Regions from separate parts of the Homo sapiens genome. Here region 2 is linked to region 1. A link is a loop called in an ENCODE intact Hi-C map of the cell type or tissue named here. Cell type or tissue: heart right ventricle. All regions are shown on one strand. Each heading gives the region's core, and the rest is flanking DNA. Links, peaks and the distances in the headings are about the cores only.

Region 1 (11,069 bases), core at 2,206-10,205:
GGAATTCCTGCTTCAACATTTGTTCCCATCGGTGCCCCGCCGTAGGTTTGCATACTTCCAGTGACAGGGAGCTCACCACCTCTCCTGGGGAATCTTCTAGGATACAGGGAACCATGGTGGCTGACACTCTGCAGCTCCAGGAGGTGAAAGGGGAGGCCCAGAGCAGGGTGTGTCTTCCTTCTCCAGAGATGGAGAGGCAGGCAGCAGAAGAGGAAACTGAGGCCCAGAGACACTGTGTGACTTGCCCAAGGTTACCCATCAAGCTGATCTCAGACCCAGGGCCTGGCTTGGCGGCCACTGGTCCAGCCTCCACCTTGGTCCCCGCAGGAACTGGAGCTGGTGGAGAGCCTGCTGAAGAGCATGCCAGAGGAGTCTGAGGACTGCTGGGAGGCGCGCAGCCTGGGGGCTGGGGGCCCGCGGGGCAGCTCAGGCCGCCAGGAGCGCAGCCGGCTACCCTGGGAGGACACAGCTGCCACGGAGGAGGAGGCCTCCAAGTTGACCGCCCTGCGGCTACGGCTGGATGAGTCCCAGAAGGTGCTGCTCAAGGAGCGAGAGTGAGTCGTGGGAGGCGGGAGGGGGCAGGGCCAGGGCCAGGCCGTGCTACAACGCCCTCAGAATCACAGAACATTAGACTCACGAAGATGACAGGTAGTGTTTAGACTGTATCTTGGAACTGTAGAGCAGTGGTGTTCCACCCAAGAACTCAGTGCAAGTTTTTATTTATTCATTCAAATAATACGTTACCAGGCACCTGTTCTGGGCCAGGCACTGTGCTCTGCCCTGAGGATACAGCCGTAAATAAGACAGAAGCCCCTGCCTTCCTGAAACGTACTTTCTAGTTGGGGGAGAGGGCTGTGGGCAGGGTAAAAGCAGGGAATGGAGACAGGGAAGTTGGAAGGTTGCAGCTGGGACCTTGGTTTTGGACGTGTGAGTTTGAGATGGCAGGGAGGCAGCTGGGGATGTGAATGAGTCTGGAGTTCATGAGACAGGCCTGGGCTGGAGGTAAAAATGCAAGAGTCACCAGTGAAGAGATGATATTGAAAGCCATGAGCTGGGCCAGGCGCAGTGGCTCACGCCTGTAATCCCAGCACTTTGGGAGGCCGAGGTGGGCAGATCACTTGAGGTCAGGAGTTGGAGACCTGCCTGACCAACATGGTGAATTGAAACCCCATCTCTACCAAAAATGCAAAAATTAGCTAGGCGTGGTGGCAGACACCTGCAATCCCAGCTACTCAGGAGGCTGAGGCAGGAAAATTGCTTGAAGCCGGGAGGTGGAGGTTGCAGTGAGCCGGAATTGTGCCACTGCACTCCATCCTGGGCGACAGAGCAAGACTCTGTCTCAATAAATAAATAAATAAATAAATAAATAAATAAATAAAACGATGAGCGTGGACAAGGGCCAAGGAATGAGTGTGGATAGGGAACTGGTCAGAGGATCCAGCCCTGAAGTGCCAAGTTTAGAGGTCAGTTAGAGGAAAGGGAAACAGCAGAGGAGACAAGAGAAGGGAGCCGGGCTGGGAAGGGGAACCACAAGAAACCGTTTCCCGGAGGACAGAGTGATCAGTAAGAACAGGGCTGAGCCCTGGACCATTGGATTTAGAATGTGGAGGTCACCAGTGACCTTGATCAGAGCAGTTTAGAGGGCACGAGCTTGATGATAATGAATATTCTGCAGTTTTTCTGTCCAGAAATTAAATACGACAATAGCATAACCTATCTACACACTCCTTTTTAAAAAATCAATATAATGGCCAGGTGCAGTGACTCATGTCTGTAATCATAGCACTTTGGGATTCCGAGGCAAGAGGATTGCTTGTGGCCAACCTGGGCCATACAGCAAGACCCTGTCTCTCTCTCTATATATATATATATTTTTTTTAGACAGAGCCTCACTCTGTCAGCCAGGCTGGAGTACAGTAGCACAGTCTCGACTCACTGTAACCTCTGCCTCCCATGTTCAAGTGTTTCTCCTGCCTCAGCCTCCTGAGTAGCTGGGATTACAGGCATGTGCCACCATGCCTCTGGCGCATGTTCTTTGTAGTTCTCCTGGAACTGCATTCCCTATCCAAGTGCAAGTGCCCAGCTCACATTGTGGGGAGGTGGTCGGGGTTCCAGAGCACTGAGCATCCCCGGACAAGTACCTCTCTCCTGCTGCACCTCAGGCTCATCTGAAAATGGCTCCAGGAGGTGGCGGCCCCAGCACTGGCCACTCCACTCCTTGGCCCACCTTGTTCTTCTCGAAGGGCTGTCAAAGACCACCCTGCTCCTGTCTGTTTTGTAGACTATGTTCCCTGCAAGGCTTGGTCTGAACACATGTTTCTGCAGATAGAAACACTGGAAAACACTGTCCAGTGACCCGAAGAGAGGGTTCTCTCTTGCCATCGTCACTGTGTGGGATCCCTACATCCTCCCATAACCCCCACCCTGCCTTGATCTTGAATAAGGCACTGTAGGTTACAAGCATGATGCCTGGCCCTGGCAGAGTAGGTGCTCACCAATGGCTGAGCTCAGCATCACCTTCCAGCACGCTGCCCTTCATGACCCCACACCACACTGGCCTCTCTCTCTGAGAGTGGAACACTCCACGCCTCCAACATGGGGTTCCCAGAGGGGACAACCCAGAGGGTGGCTAAAAAATTAGCCACCAGACCCGGCTAATTTTTGTATTTTTCATAGAGACGGAGTTTTACCATGTTGGCCAGGCTGGTCTCGAACTCCTGACCTCAGGTAATCCACCAACCTCAGCTTCCCATAGTGCTGGGATTACAGGCATGAGCCATTGTGCCTGGCCTACAAAAAAAAAAAAATTAGCTGGGAACGGGGCTGTGCCACTGTAGTCCCAGCTACTTGGAAGGCTGAGGCGGGAGGATCGCTTGAGCCCAGGAGGTCGAGGCTGAGGGAGCTGTGATTGTATGAATGCACCAGTACCCTCCAGCCTAGGTGACAGAGAGAGACGCTGTCTCAAAAAAAAAAAAAAATCACTATAATGCCTTTGTGAAGATGTAGGCAGAGGTCAGGGTGATGCTTTTGCGGACATTGTTGCATCTTTGGCCAAGGAATACCAAAGATGGCCAGCAAACTGCCAGAAGCTGGGAGAGAGGCATGGAACGGATTCTTTCTCGCAGCCCTCAGAGAACCAGTCCTGCCAACAGCTTGATCTTGGACTTCTAGCCTCTAGAAATATGAGAGAATAAATTTAGACTGTTTAAGCCAAACAAGCAAAAAAATCAACCTAGTGCACTAACTGAAATATAAAGTAGAAGTGAAAGTAACTTTTTTTTTTTTTGGAGACAGAGTCTCGCTCTGTTGCCCAGGCTGGGGTACAGCGGCTCTATCTCAGCTCACTACAATCTCTTGTCTCCCTGGTTCAAGCAATTCTCATGTGTCAGCCTCCCGAGTAGCTAGGACTACAGGCACACACCACCACGCCCAGCTAATTCTTCGTATTTTAGTAGAGACAGGTTTTCACCATGTTGCCCAGGCTGCTCTCGAACTCCTGAGCTCAGGGAGCCCACCTGCCTTGGCCTCCCAAAGCGCTAGGATTACAGGTGTAAGCCACTGCGCCCAGCCTGAAAGTAACTTAAAATACACGTGTTGTGATATGGGAGTGCTTGGGCATAGCTCCTCTAGAAGAAATGGTGAAGTGGTCAGAGTGGGTGTCTTTAAATGGGATGATAGTGACGATAGTTATAACAGCAAAGACATAGCATGTGCTCCGAGTCAGGTGTTGTGTTGAAGGCTTACATGTATCTGCACATTTAAGTCACCTCGCAGGACAGCTACAAAGGCGGCTCATGCAGGTGTGCAGACTTAGCAACTCAAAGACACAAGTGGTGTCACTGCGATGCGCTTTCTTGAGAGATGAACAGCCTTTGGTAAAGTTCTGAACAAAGCAAAGTGCAGCCGGGCACCGTGGCTCATGCCTATAATCCCAGTACTTTGGGAGCTCGAGGTGGCAGGATCGCTTGAGTCCAGGAGTTCCAGGTTGCAGTGAGCTGTGAACAGACAGGAACAGGGTAGTCTTTAAGAGATGAGCCTGGGGTACAGCAGGAGGGAGGTACTTGCCCAGAGATGCCCAGTGCTCTGGAGCCCTGACCACCTCCCCACAATATGAGCTGGGCACTTGCACTTGGGTAGGGAGTGCAGTTCCAGGGAGTGAGCTGTGATCTGCACTCCAGCCTGAGCAACAGAGCCAGATCCTCTCTCTAAAAACAAAGAAAAGTGCAGTCTTCCTTCAGTTTATACAGTGATTCCATTCCTAGAAAATTCAGTGTATGTTAGTATAAAAATTACTTTCTGTTTCAATGTAAATCAGAATGAGGCTGTAGGCTCAGATCATCTCTACCCCGAGCAATGTCCAGTGGGCTGTGCATGCATTCAGTAGGATGCAGGATGCATCCTGATGGGCAGGACGCCCAGGGCATTGCAGGGAGTCAGGCACCCTGGCCCCCGTCCACTAAATGACCCCTAATCATTGTGATAGCCAAAAATGTTGCCATGGGTTTTCAACATGCCTCCTACAGGGTGACGTTGTCCCCTCTGGGAACCCCATGTTGGAGGCATGGAGTGTTCCACTTTCAGAGAGAGAGGCCAGTGTGGTGTGGGGTCATGAAGGGCAGCGTGCTGGAAGGTGATGCTGAGCTCAGCCATTGGTGAGCACCTACTCTGCCAGGGCCAGGCATCATGCTTGTTACCTACAGTGCCTTATTCAAGATCAAGGCAGGGTGGGGGTTATGGGAGGATGTAGGGATCCCACACAGTGTCGATGGCAAGAGAGAACCCTCTCTTCGGGTCACTGGACAGTGTTTTCCAGTGTTTCTATCTGCAGAACCATGTGTTCAGACCAAGCCTTGCAGGGAACATAGTCTACAAAACAGACAGGAGCAGGGTGGTCTTTGACAGCTCTTCGAGAAGAACAAGGTGGGCCAAGGAGTGGAGTGGCCAGTGCTGGGGCCGCCACCTCCTGGAGCCATTTTCAGATGAGCCTGAGGTGCAGCAGGAGAGAGGTACTTGCCCGGGGATGCTCAGTGCTCTGGAACCCCGACCACCTCCCCACAATGTGAGCTGGGCACTTGCACTTGGATAGGGAATGCAGTTCCAGGAGAACTGCAAAGCCAGGGTGCTTCTAGCCACATAGGGTGCCTGGGCCTGAATACCAAGGCAAGGATTTTGGACTTGGGCTCAACAAGTGCAGAGGGCACACAGCAGGGCCACCCTTGGTGAGGACTCCAAGCAGAGGGCCTTGGTGGGCTCACCCCCATGTCTGTCCCTTCCCCAGGGATAAACTGGCGTTGAGCAGGAACATTGAGAAGCTAGAGGGGGAGCTCAGCCAGTGGAAGATCAAGTATGAGGAGCTGAGCAAGACCAAGCAGGAGATGCTCAAGCAGGTGAGTCTTGGAGACCAGAGGGTCTTCCTGGAGGCGGCAGGATCGCGCTGTTGAATTTCAGTAGTGGAGATGGAAGAGAGAATTCATTCATTAATTCATCCAACAGTTGTTCTTTTTTTTTTTTTTTTGAGACAGAGTCTTGCTCTGTCACCTAGGCTGGAGTGCAGTGGTGTGATCTTGGCTCACTGCAACCTCCACCTCCCGGGTTCAAGCGATTCTCCTGCCTCAGCTTCCCGAATAGCTGGGATTACAGGCACCCGCCACCACGCCCGGCTAATTTTTGTATTTTTAGTAGAGACAGGGTTTCACCATGTTGGCCAGACTGGTCTCGAACTCCTGGACCCAAGTGATCCTTCTGCCTCGGCCTCCAAAGTGCTGGGATTACAGGTGTAAGCCACAGTGCCTGGCTTTATTTTATTTTAATTTTATTTATTTTTATTTATTTTATTTTATTTTATTTATTTTATTTTATTTATGTTATGTTATGTTATGTTATGTTATGTTATGTTATGTTATGTTATGTTATGTTATTTTTTCTGAGTTGTTCTGAGTGCTGGGCAGGCAAGGTCCCTGCCTTCAGGAGCTCACTTTGTGGGGGCTGTGGGCATGGGAGACCGACAGTCACCAGGCAGATTCATAATTTATGAAGGAGTCAAAACAGAATGAGAGAGATGGGGTGGTAGGTCAGGGAAGGCCTAAGAAGGTGGCATTTGAGGCAAGACCTAAAGGGGCTAGAGGAAGCTGTCCTTGAAAAGATACAGGGGAGAGTGTTCCTGGCAGAAGGCACAGCGGTGCAAAGGTCCTGAGGCAGGAACAAGCCCAGCGTGTGCGGGAAACAGGGAGGGCCAGGTGGCTGGAGAGCAGGAAGTGAGAGGCGAGGCCGCAGGAGGGGGCCTTGTAGACCAGGATGAAGACGAGGAGGCTGGATGTGGCATTCATTGGGTTCCTATCTGTACTAGGTGTCACTGAAGCCTCATGGCAGCCCAGGGAGCTGGGTCCTCATGTCCCCATCTTACAGATAGGGAAACTGAGGCTCCAGAGAAGGGAATCCACCACTGCAGTGTGGGGGCTCAGAGCAGGCTGAGCTGCCACTACGGCCTCCTGTGCAGGCCTCAATGGCCACCAGAGGGCGCAGCCACCCAGGGAACGCCACACTGGATCGGTGGGTTTCTAGCAGCTGGGAGGATCACAGAACTTTAGAGCCTGAAACTGTCCTGGAGGGGACCAAGACTGGTCTTACATGAGAATCTCTGAGGAAATCTCCTAAAATACAGATTCCCAGACCTCGCCTCCACCCTCCTGAATCAGCACCTTTCAGGGCTGGGTCCAGGACCCTGTTCTTTTAGTCTTTTCAAATTATGAAGTATAATCATTCGAAGAAAAGCGAATGAAACACAAATGTACAATTTAGTAGAAAATTATAAAGGTTCTCTTTTGTATCTGGTGTCTCTCCCTCAACATTATGTGTTGAAAACTCATCCGTGTGTTACAGGGAGCAGCAGTTTGTTGGGGTTTGCTGTATACCGCAAGAAATGTTATTGTCTTAAATGCACGCCAAGCAATGCCGATGCACCTGTGTGCAGAGCAGTGTTGGAATTAGTCACTGTACACTGAGGGCGGCCCTGTGCCCAGGCCATACAACGACACAAAGGTGGACAGACGCACAAGCTCCCCGTCCTCCCAGGCTAGCTTTCCAGTGGGGAGTGGGATGAGGAGGCCCCTCCTCCAGGCCAGGTGGGCAGAAGAGGCATTCCTAAGGAGGGGGCCTTTAGGTCAAGGCCTGAGAATAAGAAAAATCAGTCCTAAGAAGTGTCTCAGAAAGATCCACGCATGTGCAAAGGCCCTGTGGTGGGCAGGAACTTGGTGTGTCTGAGGAACAGAAAGGAGTCCCTGGTGCCTGGAGTACAGTGAACTAAGGGGGAGCGGCGGGTAGGTGTCCAATCGTGCAGGGCTTTGTGAGAGCGTAGAGAGGAGTTGGACTTTACCCTAAGGCACCTGGGAGCCATCAGAGGCTTTGTGGGAGGAGGGTGGTATGATTGCATTCATCTTTGTTAAAAGCTCCCTCTGGGCTGCTGTTGTAGAAAACGGGTTGACAGAGAAGGGCCAGGAGTAGACACTGGGAGGCTAGACAGTAATGAGGAGGAGAGACATTGGGAGGAGCAGAAGTGGTCAGATTCGAGGTCTGTTTGGAATACCTGGTGCCTGCCCCATTTGGGCGCTGCCTTGGCTCCACGCTGAGCACTCCTGCACTGGCGCCCACCCCCGGAGGTGGTTCCAGGCTATATCCTGGTGGTTCTCATGACCAGGTGGGGCCTTATCCCTGCAGCTCAGCATCCTGAAGGAGGCGCACCAGGACGAGCTGGGCCGCATGTCTGAGGACCTGGAAGATGAGCTCGGTGCACGCTCCAGCATGGACCGGAAAATGGCCGAGCTGAGGGGCGAGGTGAGGCCATGGATGGGACCCAGGAGGACCTGGGTTTAGGGGTCCTGGGGCCCTGCTCCATCAGCAGGTCACTGGGAACAGGGCAGGGGCCAGGACTGTGCTCTGAGCGGGGCCAGCCACATCCAATGGTGTCCTGATCTGCAAGAGGCAGGCCTCTCTCCCACACAGAGGCCAGAAGCGCCCTCACATCCTGTACACCATGAAATGAGCCCAGCTTAATTACAGCCAATGCAGCTGGATCTGCTTCCTGGAGCCAAAAATGGCTCCAGGAGGTGGCGGGGGCATCCAGCTCAGGCCCTGCATGCCCCCTCCGCTGGGAGTCCTCACTCTGCCCTGCCCTGCTGCAGATGGAGCGGCTGCAGGCCGAAAACGCTGCGGAGTGGGGCCGCCGGGAGCGGCTGGAGACAGAGAAACTGGGCCTTGAGCGGGAGAACAAGAAGCTGCGGGCACAGGTCGGAGACCTGGAGGAGGCGCTGGCCCGGCGGCGGCGGCAAACAGCCAGCGCACTGGACTGCGACCTGAGGGCCAGCCAGGCCGCGCTCTTCGAGAAGAACAAGGTGGGGCAAGGAGTGGAGTGGCCAGTGCTGGGGCTGCCACCTCCCCATCCAGCCAGAGCGCAGCTTCCCTACTATGTGTCAGGCCTGGTGATAATTATGGTAGCTGCATGTATTCAGCACCTTGTGTGCTAGACCAGTTGGTAATTATAGTAGCCGCATTCATTGAGCACTTACTATGTGCCAAGCTCCACTCTAGGTGCCAGAGACACAGCACTGAACAGACAGATGTGGCCTCCCCTCTTCCCCTCATGGAGCTGAAGACTTACTTGGGGGATGTACACATGGCTCTCTCTGTCACACAGATTCATGCCAATCACACAGCTTCATGGTCACCAGCAAGAAGAGGGGATACTAGGAGACCTGGCTTAGGCCCACGGTCCTGGAAATACCTCCCGGAGGCAGTGACATTTTAAACTGAGTTCTCAGCCAGGCGCAGTGGCACACATCTGTAATCTCAGCACTTTGGGAGGCTGGGGTGGGCAGATCACCTGAGGTCAGCATTTTGGGACCAGCCTGGCTAACATGGCGAAACCCCATATCTACTAAAAATACAAAAATTAGCCGAGCATTGTGGGCACCTGTAATCCCAGCTACTCGGGTGGCTGAGGCAGGAGAATCACTTGAAACCGGGAGGCAGAGGTTGCACTGAGCTGAGATTGCACCACTGCACCCCAGCCTGGGTGACAGAGAAACTCCGTCTCAAAAAAATAATAATAAATAAATAAACTGAGTTCTCCAGGAAAAGCAGCCGTTAACTGGTAGTGTGCGGATTTAGGGGAGGGGATGGAGAGAAGTTAGGAATAACATGAATAAATGTCCGTGGTGAAAGAGACACAGAGCTTTGGAGGAACAAGTCCAGTGTGCTGGAGGGGAGTGAGCGGGGGGATGTGGTAAGTGAGGCACGAGTGGTGGGACTCTTCGAGAGAGTTTAAAGCAGGAGGGGAGTGTGAGCAGGCTGTGTGGGCAGAGGATGGGAAGACAGGCTGGGGGGAAGCTGTTGACATTCCCTGGACAACAAGAGAGGGAGGAGACCTGGACCAGGTTGCAGTCAGTAGAGATGGAACAAAAAGGATGGACTCAAGAGACCTTTAGGCAATGCCTATTCCCATTTTACAGAAATGGAAACTGAGGCTTAGAGAACTCACAGAGCTCCAGGGTGGGCATCTCTTTTGCTGGCTGCCCTTCCTCTTCCCAGCCACTCTGGGCTCTGAGACACCCACCCATTCCCCAGCCTAGCTCATTCCCAACCCAGCTCTTTCAATGCCATACGCCCCTGAAGACTCCAGACCTCATCCTTCCCCGGAAACCCCGACCCTGCTCCAACAGCTCCAGGGTAGATCCAGTAGCATCTGAAAGTTACACATCCAAACCGGAGCCACAGGTTCCACCCACCCAGCCTTCTCACCTCCCTGGAAGGCACCTCCAGCCTCTGGCTGCTCAGCCAAACCTCTACTGCTGATACTTCAGACAACAGATGGAGAGATTCTGGGAAGGAGAGACACCCAGCATCCCTAGAACTGCCTGACCTCGTGGGACTCCCTGGCATGGCGCCCAAGCTGATACTGATTCCCTCCTCCCTCCCACCCCATCCCTGTGCCCTGTAGGAGCTGGCAGACCTGAAGCATGTGCATGGCAAGCTGAAGAAGCAGTTCCAGGAGAAGGTGGCAGAGCTGGCACATGCCAACCGGCGGGTGGAGCAGCACGAGGCTGAGGTGAAGAAGCTGCGGCTGCGGGTGGAGGAGCTCAAGAAGGAGCTGGCCCAGGCTGAGGACGAGGTGAGGACCACAGAGGGGCAGGGGCAGCAACAGACCTTGGCCAGGGAGGAGTGGGGGCCGCAGGGCCATCCTGGCTTCTCCATTCTCAGCCCCTGGTGCCTGGCACAAGCCTGTCTCTCAGGAGTCGCCCAGGATAGAGTGGGTAGGTGCGTGATGAATGGATGGCAGGATGGACATGTGGGTGGGAAGATGGGAAGAAAAATGAACAGAAGACAAGATGGATGTGTGCATGGATGAACCAATGGGTAAAGGAATGAATGGATGGATGAATGGGAGAGAGAGGCAGGGCGGGCAGATGGATGGGTGGATCCAATGGATGTATGAACAGATGATGGCTGGATGGGTAGAGAGTGGACAGATGGATGGACAGCTGACTGGGTCAGTGGGTGGAAGAACGAATACAGAGGGAGAAAGAAGGCCAGGTTGACGGGAAGATAGGTGTGTCCGGGAGAGCAGGAAGGCATGGCTAGGCATGCTAGATGGGCTGCTGATTAGATTAATGGATGGGGAGTGGTGGGTGACTGTCTCCATGGGCAGATGAATATCTCCCTGGACGAATGGTCCGATGGACAGACTGATGGGGACAGAAGGATAGGAGGTGGATGGCTGCATCAGTAGTGCAGGGCCTGGGAGGATGGGTAGATGTGCAAGAGGAGGCAAAGGGGATGGAGAGGAACCAAAGGGATGCTTTTCTAGAAGAGGTAAGCCTTAGCCTAGGCCTCAAGGAGCAAACACTCTCGGAGGAGCACCTTCCCAGGGAACAGCAGGAGTGGTTTTCCCTGGGCGGGTGGCCGGCCTTGCCCAGCCCTGGGTGACCCTCGTGCTTTCGGCCCTGCTCACCCCCACAGCTGGACGAGGCCCACAACCAGGCACGTAAGCTGCAGCGGTCGCTGGACGAGCAGACGGA
Region 2 (8,000 bases), core at 1-8,000, 100 kb after region 1:
ACAAATTACACAAATGTATAAAATAGCTTTGTGCTAAGTAGGGGTGGGGATGGGGCAGCTCTTGGGTGGCTCTTACTTCACCCCTCTCGGGGAAAGCAGGGACAGAAGCCCCCACTCAGCCCTCAGTGACTTCAGATCTCACCTTCAGTGGTCACTCCTGGTGGTCAAGCTGGTGGTCTGGTCATTGGTTACCCGTGGCCCACCATCCAGCATGAGGCTTTCACCTCTGCAAACCTCTGTGCTGATCTGGAGACTGCGTTCAGACTCAGCTGGGTTAGAATGCTCCTTTCTTTCCTTCCTTCTTTCCTCCCTTCCTTCCCCTCCCTCACTCCTTCCCTCTCTTCCTTCCTTCCCCTCCTTCCCTCCCTCCCTTCCCCTCCCTCACTCCTTCCCTCTCTTCCTTCCTTCCCCTCCTTCCCTCCCTCCCTCCTTCATTGCTTCCCCTCCCTCCCTTCCTCCCCCTCCCTCCCTCCCTTCCCTCCCACCATCCATCCTTCCTTCCTTCTCCTCTTCCCTTCCTTCCCCTTTCTTCCTTTTCCTTCCTTCCCTTCCTTCCTTCCTCTCTCCATCCCTTCCCCTCCCTCCCTCCCTTTCCTCCTTCCTCCCTCCCTCCCTCCCTTCCTTCCTCCCTCCCTCCCTTCCTTCCTTTCCTCCTTCCTTCCTTCCTTTTTGATTTTCTATTATTACTTAAACATTTTTTCTCTTAAATCATGAAAGATTTCAAATACAGAGAATTTCCAATAGACAACTAGCTTTGCTGTGTGTGATTCTGATCACTCCTTTTTTTCGTACACAAGTGATACAGCAGTGGCAAAATCCCTTCGCTGTCCTCCCAGAGGACTCCTTTGTCCTGAGCTGATATATGTCTCATCCAAGCCTGCTACTCTACAGAAAAGTGAATATTGAATATGTCTTTTTTATGAAATTCACATAACATAAAATGAACGATTTAAAATAAACAATTCAGCAGCATTTGGTACATTCACAGTGTGGTGCAACCACCACCTCTATCTAGTTCCAAAATGTTTTCATTGCCCTGAAAGGAAACCCCATCCCCAGTAAGCAGTCCCTTCCGGTCTTCCTCTCCCACCATCTCTGGTCACCACCAGTGGGCGTTCTGACTCCATGGAGTTACTTCTGACATTTCATATGAATGAAATTATACACTGTGTGACCTTCTGCGTTTGGCTTCTTTAGCTTAACAGAGTGTTTCGAGCTTCACCCATATCGTAGGGCGTATCCATGCAGAAAAATCTTCCTTATATGGTTAGACCACTTTTGTTTATCCATTCAGCTGTTGATAGGCCTTGGGCTGTTTCCAGCTTTGTGCTGTAGTAAATATCCCACCATGAACATGTATGTGCAAGGACTTAACAAGTCCTTTGAAAGCTGATTTTTGGCTGTGACAGTTTCTCAGACTTTCCTTGTTTTGGATGAGCTTGATCATTTTGAGGAGTACTGGTCAGGGTTGGTTGGTTGGTTTGTTTTGAGACAGAGTCTCACTCTGTTGCCCAGGCTGGAGTGCAGTGGACTGATCTGGGCTCACTGCAGCCTCTACCTCCCAGGTTCAAGCAATCCCCCTGCCTCGGCCTCCCAAGTAGCTGGGATTACAGGCATGCACCACCATGCCCAGCTAATTTTTGTATTTTTAGTACTGTCAGAGTTTCACCCTGTTGGCCAGGCTGGTCTTGAACTCCTGACCTCAAGTGATCCGCCTGCCTCGGCCCCTCAAAGTGCTGGGATTACAGGTGTGAGCCACCATGCTTGGCTGAAGGCTGGCTTCTTAAAGCCCTGATCCCTTTGCTCGTCTGAGTATTTCACCCCCGTGGTTGCCATGCTGGCTTTGGAGAAGGGCACAGGGAATATCCAGGTGATGGCAGTTCAATTATGAGGAAATGGCAGGTTTTCTTTTCTTTCTTTTCTTTTCTTTTTCTTTTTTTTTTTTTTGAGACAGAGTCTCACTCTCACTCTGTCACCCAGGCTGGAGTGCAATGGCGTGATCTCGGCTCACTGCAACCTCTGCCTCCCGAGTTCAAGTGATTCTCCTGCCTCAGCCTCCCGAGTAGCTGGGATTACAGGCACGCGCCACCATGCCTGGCTAATTTTTGTATTTTTAGTAGAGACGGGGTTTCACCATGTTGGTCACACTGGTCTCGATCGCTTGACCTCATGATTGTGAGCCACTGCGTCCGACCAGAAACGGCAGGTTTTCTAAGACTGTGGTCCGCTAAGGGCGATGTGAGAGGTAGAGGAGTAGCCATATTGGCACATCCCCAAACAGGTGAGAGAAGGTCCAGTTCCATTGCTTCATGGAGAAATAGGCTCAGGCAGGTGAGGCTCAGGCAGGTGAGGCGCATGTGTCCAGGTCCGACGGCCAGTCAGTGGCAAAGCAGAGACTCCAAACAGGTCCCTGACCCTTTGTGTTAAAATGTACTTTCGAAGATAAACTTTTTTTAGCTCCCACATATGAGTGAGAACATGAGATATTTGTCTTTCTGTGCCTGGCTTATTTCACTTAACATAATGACTGTCCATCCATTTTGCTGCAAATGACAGGATTTCCTTCTTTTTTTATGGCTGAATCGTACTCTGTTGTGTACATGTACCAAATTTATTTATTTATTACTCCATTGATGGACACGGGTTGATTTCATATTTTGGCTATTGTGAATAGTGCTGCAATAAACATGGGGGTGCAGGTATCCCTTTGATATATTGATTTCCTTTCCTTTGGATAAATACCCAGTAGTAGGATTGCTGGATCATATGGTAGTTCTATTTAGGGGAGAGGGGTGATGGGGAGAGATTGGTTAATGGGTACAAACAAACAGCTGGATAGAAGGAATAATTTCCAGTGTTCGATTGCACAGTAGGGTGACTATAGTAAACAATTTATTGTGTATTTCTTTTTTCTTTCTTTCTTTTCTTCCTTCCTTCCTTCCTTCCTTTCTTTTTCTTTCTTTCTTTCTTTCTTTGAGATGGAGTTTCACTCTTATCGCCCAGGCTGGAGTGCAATGGTGCAATCTTGGCTCACTGCAACCTCTCCCGGGTTCAAGCGATTCTCCTGCCTCAGCCTCCCGAGTAGCTAGGATTACAGGTGCCAGCCACCACATCCAGCTAATTTTTTTGTATTTTTAGTAAAGATGGGGTTTCATCATGTTGGCCAAGCTGGTCTAGAACTCCTGACCTCAGGTGATCTACCTACTTTGGCCTCCCAAAGTGCTAGGATTACAGGCGTGAGCCACCATGCCCAGCCTTTTTTTTCTTTTTGAGACAGGGTCTCCCTCTGTAACCCCGGCTGGAGTGCAGTGGCACCATCACAGTTCACTGCAGCCTTGACCTGCTGTGCTCAAGTGATCCTCCCACCTCAGCCTCCTGAGTAGCTGGCAGCACAGGCGCATGCTACCATGCCTGGCTAATTTGTGCATTTCGTAAAGACTGAGTCTCACTATGTTGCCCAGACTGGTCTCAGACTCCTGGGCTCAAGTGATCCTCCCACCTTGGCCTCCCAGAGTGCTGGGATTACAGGTGTGAGCCACTATGCCCAGCCTATTGTATATTTCAAAATAGCTAGAAGAGAAGATTTGAAACGTTCCCAACACAGTGAAATGATAAATGTTCGAGGTGATGGATATCCTGATTACCTTGATCTGATCACTATGCATTGTATGCTTGTGTCACAGTATCATATGTATCCCATAAATATGTACAATTACTATGCATCAATTTAAAAAATTTAAAATGTACCCCCAGGATTTGAATTGATGGAGGTGACTGAGTGACAACACAGAGCGACCAAGGACACTGAAAGAATTCATCACTTGCATCTCCCAGGAGAACAGGGCATGGCACACACGCAGGACCACACACGGGGCCACAGGGGGAGCACCAAGTTTGGTCAGGAGGCTGAAAGGAAGGATCAGAACAGCACAGGCCACAGCCTTTTGTGGGGTTTCCACCCGAAGTGCAAGGCAGGCCAGGGGAAGCAGCCCGGGTCTGGCTAGTTGGAATAATTCCAGGGGGCCTTGGGCTTAGGGGCCGTCCCTAGTTGTCTCTACCTGGCTCTGGGTGATTTAGGGCAGGGGAAATACTGGCTTGGTGTGAGAGTTAAATAGAGATGGTTGGGGGGCCTGTGATTGGGATTGGTTGGAGGGTTTGTAACTATTATTACTTTCAAACACTTGCAAAAACCAGCTTGCAGGGGAGGTATAAATGCTTTTGGCCCTGTGATTTGGCCCTGTGATAAATGGATGCCAAATAGACCAAATACAGTCTCTAAGAAAACACAGTGAAACACCCCAGCCCACAGCTCTTGGCACTGCCCAGGTTGCGTCTGGAGTTAGTGGCCCTGCTAGTCCCAGCAGGGTTTCTTCCTTCTTCCTCTTCATCCAGCAAACCCCAGACAGTGTAATTGGCGGTTTCTTTGCTTCTGTTCCCACAAGAGGAGAGCCGGCCAGCTACAGACACCCCTGCCCCAAGGCCTAGTGCAGCTACAACCAGATGTGGCTGATCCCAGCCCCTGGGGACAGCGATGGGGCCGGAGTCTGGCTGGTGGGGTCAGGGCCCCTGGCGCATCAGCCTCAGAACTTCCTCCTAAGAGCAGAGTGCCCTCTGGTGGGCCACTGGAAAACAACCCAATTCTAATTTCCACGTTTGGAGATGCAATATGCTTCAAGCCGGGTTATTAGGGCTCCCCAGGAAATTTCTCTTTCCCCACTAGTGCCCCTTGTGGAATTCACCTGAGCAGCACTGATGAAAATGTATAAATCAAATATACACTGTGCACAAAGCTTTTTTCCCTCCTCATAAATGAGTCTGGTACTGTTTCCTGACCCAAATACCTGCTCAGTGAGTTTATTGGGTAAATCACCCAAGCAGCTCCAATTACAAGGGGTAGAGTGTGGTCAGGATTAGACTAAGGTGAGCGTTGGGTGCAGGTGGAGGACACACAGCTGAGGTTGAGTAGGCTGGCTGTGGCAGAGGCAGCACTGAGTTGAGCGTTGAAGAGAAACTGGATTTCAGAATAGTGGCTCACGCCTGTAATCCCAGCACTTTGGGAGGCCGAGGTGGGCGGATCACTTGAGCTCGGGAGTTCGAGACCAGCCTGGCCAACATGGTAAAACCCCATCTCTTCTAAAAATACAAAAATCAGCCAGGTGTGGTGGTGCACACCTATAATCCCAGCTACTCAGGAAGCTGAGGCATGAGAATCGCTTGAACCCGGGAGACAGAGGTTGCAGTGAGCCAGATCGCACCACTGCACTCCAGCCTGGGTCACAGAGCCAGACTCCATCTGAAAAAAAAAAAAAAAAAAAAAAAAAAAAAAAGCAGGGGTGGGGTGGGGGAGGAGGGGAGGCACCTACCAGGTGAAAGAAACAACATAAGTCTGGCGCTTCTCCTCACTTTTCACCCCGAACCTGCCCATTCCTCTTTTTCCCTCCCAGCAGTCTTTCCAATCACAGCAGTCTCCAGGTCACACCTCCTTAAAATGCCCTAAGGTCACATGGCAGTTGTCCTATCTCTTGCATCTCACCATCCCCCAGCTTGCACCGGATGCTGCTCGTGAATACTTGGATTCTGAATCCTGCGTTTTGTTGCCAGTCCTGGATCCACCTCTTCCCTGCCTTTATGCAATGCCCCACCCTATCTCACTTTCAGGGACCCTCTGGCAACTCCCCACCTCCTCACAGGCCTCCACGGCAGCTCTACTTACCTAAGCTTACAATATGGGCTTCTGAGTAGGATTTCAGTAGGGAAAAAACAAAAAAGGTCTTGCTTTTTTAAACGAAGTTTGCTGGAGGCCAGGCGCGGTGGCTCATGCCTGTAATCTCAGCACTTTGGGAGGCCAAGGCGAGTGGATCACATAAGGCCAAGAGTTCAAGACCAGCCTGACCGACATGGTGAAACCCCGTCTCTACTAAAAATACAAAAAAATTAGCCGGGTGTGGTGGCGGGCGCCTGTAATCCCAGCTACTTAGGAGGCTGAAGCAGGAGAATCGCTTGAACCTGGGAGGCGGAGGTTGCAGTGAGCTGAGATGGAGCCATTGCACTCTGAGAGTCCTTCCAGCTCTCGCCTGCAGGGTGCAGGGGTCCAGACCCCGGCTGTCTCTGGCCTTTGCTGTCTTAGGAGCTTCTCCTTGCCTCCCTCCCTTTTTAGATCATCCTTCCTCCTCCCGGTGGATTCAGAGGACAATTTTCCATGAAGAACTCAGACTGGGCCATCCCCAGGACTCTGGGTCTTAGGCAGTTGTTCAAGTGATCCTCCTCGGCATCAGGACAGGAGATGAGCCCACTTGCGGCTGAAGAGACCCTAGAGTCACAGGCAAGCCAGTTCACTGGTTTTATCAACCTCGTTATCGCTGTGCCCGTACTGGAAAGTAAACTTGGGTTCTATCATCTGCCCTGCAATGAGCTGACTGGCCACAAGGGAGCAGCAGGAGGCAACAGCCGGGCCTGGAAATTGCCCTTCTAACCGCAGCCCCACCAAACAATGCCCGCCACAAGGTCCTCGGAAGAGAAGGACCCGCGCCCCTGCCGCCAAACTGTGTTCAGAGAGAAGCCACGGCCCCATCGCTGGTTGGGAGAGTGAGAGAGAACTAGAAGGCTTAGGCCCCGACTCCTCTGTGCTCAGCCCTTAGCTGGGCATGGGCAGAGGGGTCTGGGGGTGGGGTGTCCTGAGCCTCTAGTCCCCATCTTTTTTAGCACAGGGGTGTGGGGTCCCCGGAGTGGCTCACGGAGCTCTCAACCTAATGGAGGAGCTGGGACTGCCACACACGCGCACGCACACACACACACACACACACACACACACACACACAATGAGAGAACCACGCGGAGCAGGGGTCGGCTTCAGGGCAGTCCCTAAGAGCTGGGGGAGCGAGTCGGTGGGCGGTTGTGCTGGGCCGGCTTCCGGCAGGCTGGGCGCAGCCAGGGCCGGGTGGGGATCACACTTCAGTCAGGAGGAACCACAGGGCCGCGTGGCGCCCGCCTGCCTGAGCCTGGAGTGGGCTAGGAAGTCAGCCGCAGGCAGAGGGCCCAGGACCCACAGAGCCCCCTCGCCCTGGAGCTGGGGTCTGGAGTTTGAGCGGGGAGAGGGAGCCAGGGCCAGGAGGAGCCGGGCCAGCTGGACTGCAGTGAGTGCAGGGGAAGGCAAGGACAGGGCTACAAGCTTCCCCCACCCTTGGCCAGGGGGCTCCCCAGCACTGGGCAGAGCTGTGGCCTGCGGCAGGGTCCTGGCCAGTCTGTGAAATTGACTCCAGCACCTCGGGGAAGTTTGTCCTCAGCTCCACGTGGGGCAAGAACAGGAGCTGGGCTGGGGGGAAACCGGGAGACCTTGGGGTGGGTAGGGAGAGAATCCAGCGGCCGCCTCCCAGGACCCCGCCAACCCCGCCCCTGCCCGGGCCTCTCACCAGGGCCTCCCCTCACTGGTGCGTGGTCTGCGGAAGCCACGTGCCCTTCTCAGCCTCAGTTTCCCTTTCCGACCTGCACAGGGCAGGACCAGAGGTTCTCTGAGAACCCTCCCAGAGTGACAGGCCGGAGTGGAAGCGCATCTTGCGCTGTGGGGACAGACACGCTGACACAGACTGAGGATAAAGACTTTAATCTGGGCCCTTTGTGCCCATGGCTCCAGTTCAGACAAGGGGATGGGATCTCCCTCACTGTGGCTCTTCTTCGTCCCTGGAAGGCCTCCCCTGGACCCAGGCGCTCAGGGTGGGGGCGGTGAACACCAACGGTGGAGGTCCCAGGTAGTCCCGGGAGACAGTCAGGAGTCTGGGGTGAGGAGGCTTCAAGACCTCTCAAGGCTTTGCAGGTATTTAACTGCATTCTTCACTCTCTTGTTGTTGGGGTCCGAACAGATGGCCCTGCCCTGCACAGTTACAAAACTACACAGAAGGAGGACGTTACCAGGAGTGGCAGGGGGGGAAGGGCCCCCAGAGTCCCTGGGACGGCCCGCCCTGTGCTGACCAGGATTCCAAGGCTCCAAGAGGGGCAGGAAGTTG

What was found. Peaks named below come from ENCODE experiments on the same cell type or tissue, not always from the same donor. Only the 100,000 strongest peaks of a DNase experiment are listed, where the experiment ranks them.
Region 2: a loop joins it to region 1, with 18 times the contacts of the local background. A loop is called at or near these places in 83 of 110 quality-filtered maps.

What each region holds. Positions count from the first base shown.
Region 1 is chr16:57,515,386-57,526,454 of GRCh38, reverse strand. It overlaps CCDC102A (coiled-coil domain containing 102A), which reads left to right. Exons shown (of 9, transcript NM_033212.4): 3 at 328-554; 4 at 5,279-5,387; 5 at 7,714-7,830; 6 at 8,178-8,387; 7 at 9,992-10,162; 8 at 11,011-11,069. Among named protein-coding and RNA genes, the nearest start is that of CCDC102A, 16 kb to the left of the region's middle. RefSeq lists an enhancer at 6,356-6,525. In heart right ventricle, for the core only: CTCF peaks have their summits at 6,295 and 6,495 (motif pointing right); a DNase peak (open chromatin) is centred at 6,514.
Region 2 is chr16:57,415,648-57,423,647 of GRCh38, reverse strand. It overlaps CCL17 (C-C motif chemokine ligand 17), which reads right to left. Exons shown (of 4, transcript NM_002987.3): 4 at 7,585-7,883. The coding sequence ends at 7,787. Among named protein-coding and RNA genes, the nearest start is that of CCL17, 15 kb to the right of the region's middle. RefSeq lists enhancers at 5,469-5,983, 6,500-7,015, 7,016-7,531. In heart right ventricle, for the core only: CTCF peaks have their summits at 1,107, 4,617 (motif pointing left) and 6,418 (motif pointing right); DNase peaks (open chromatin) are centred at 4,497, 6,427 and 6,887; H3K4me3 peaks cover 1,248 bases; H3K27ac peaks cover 3,229 bases.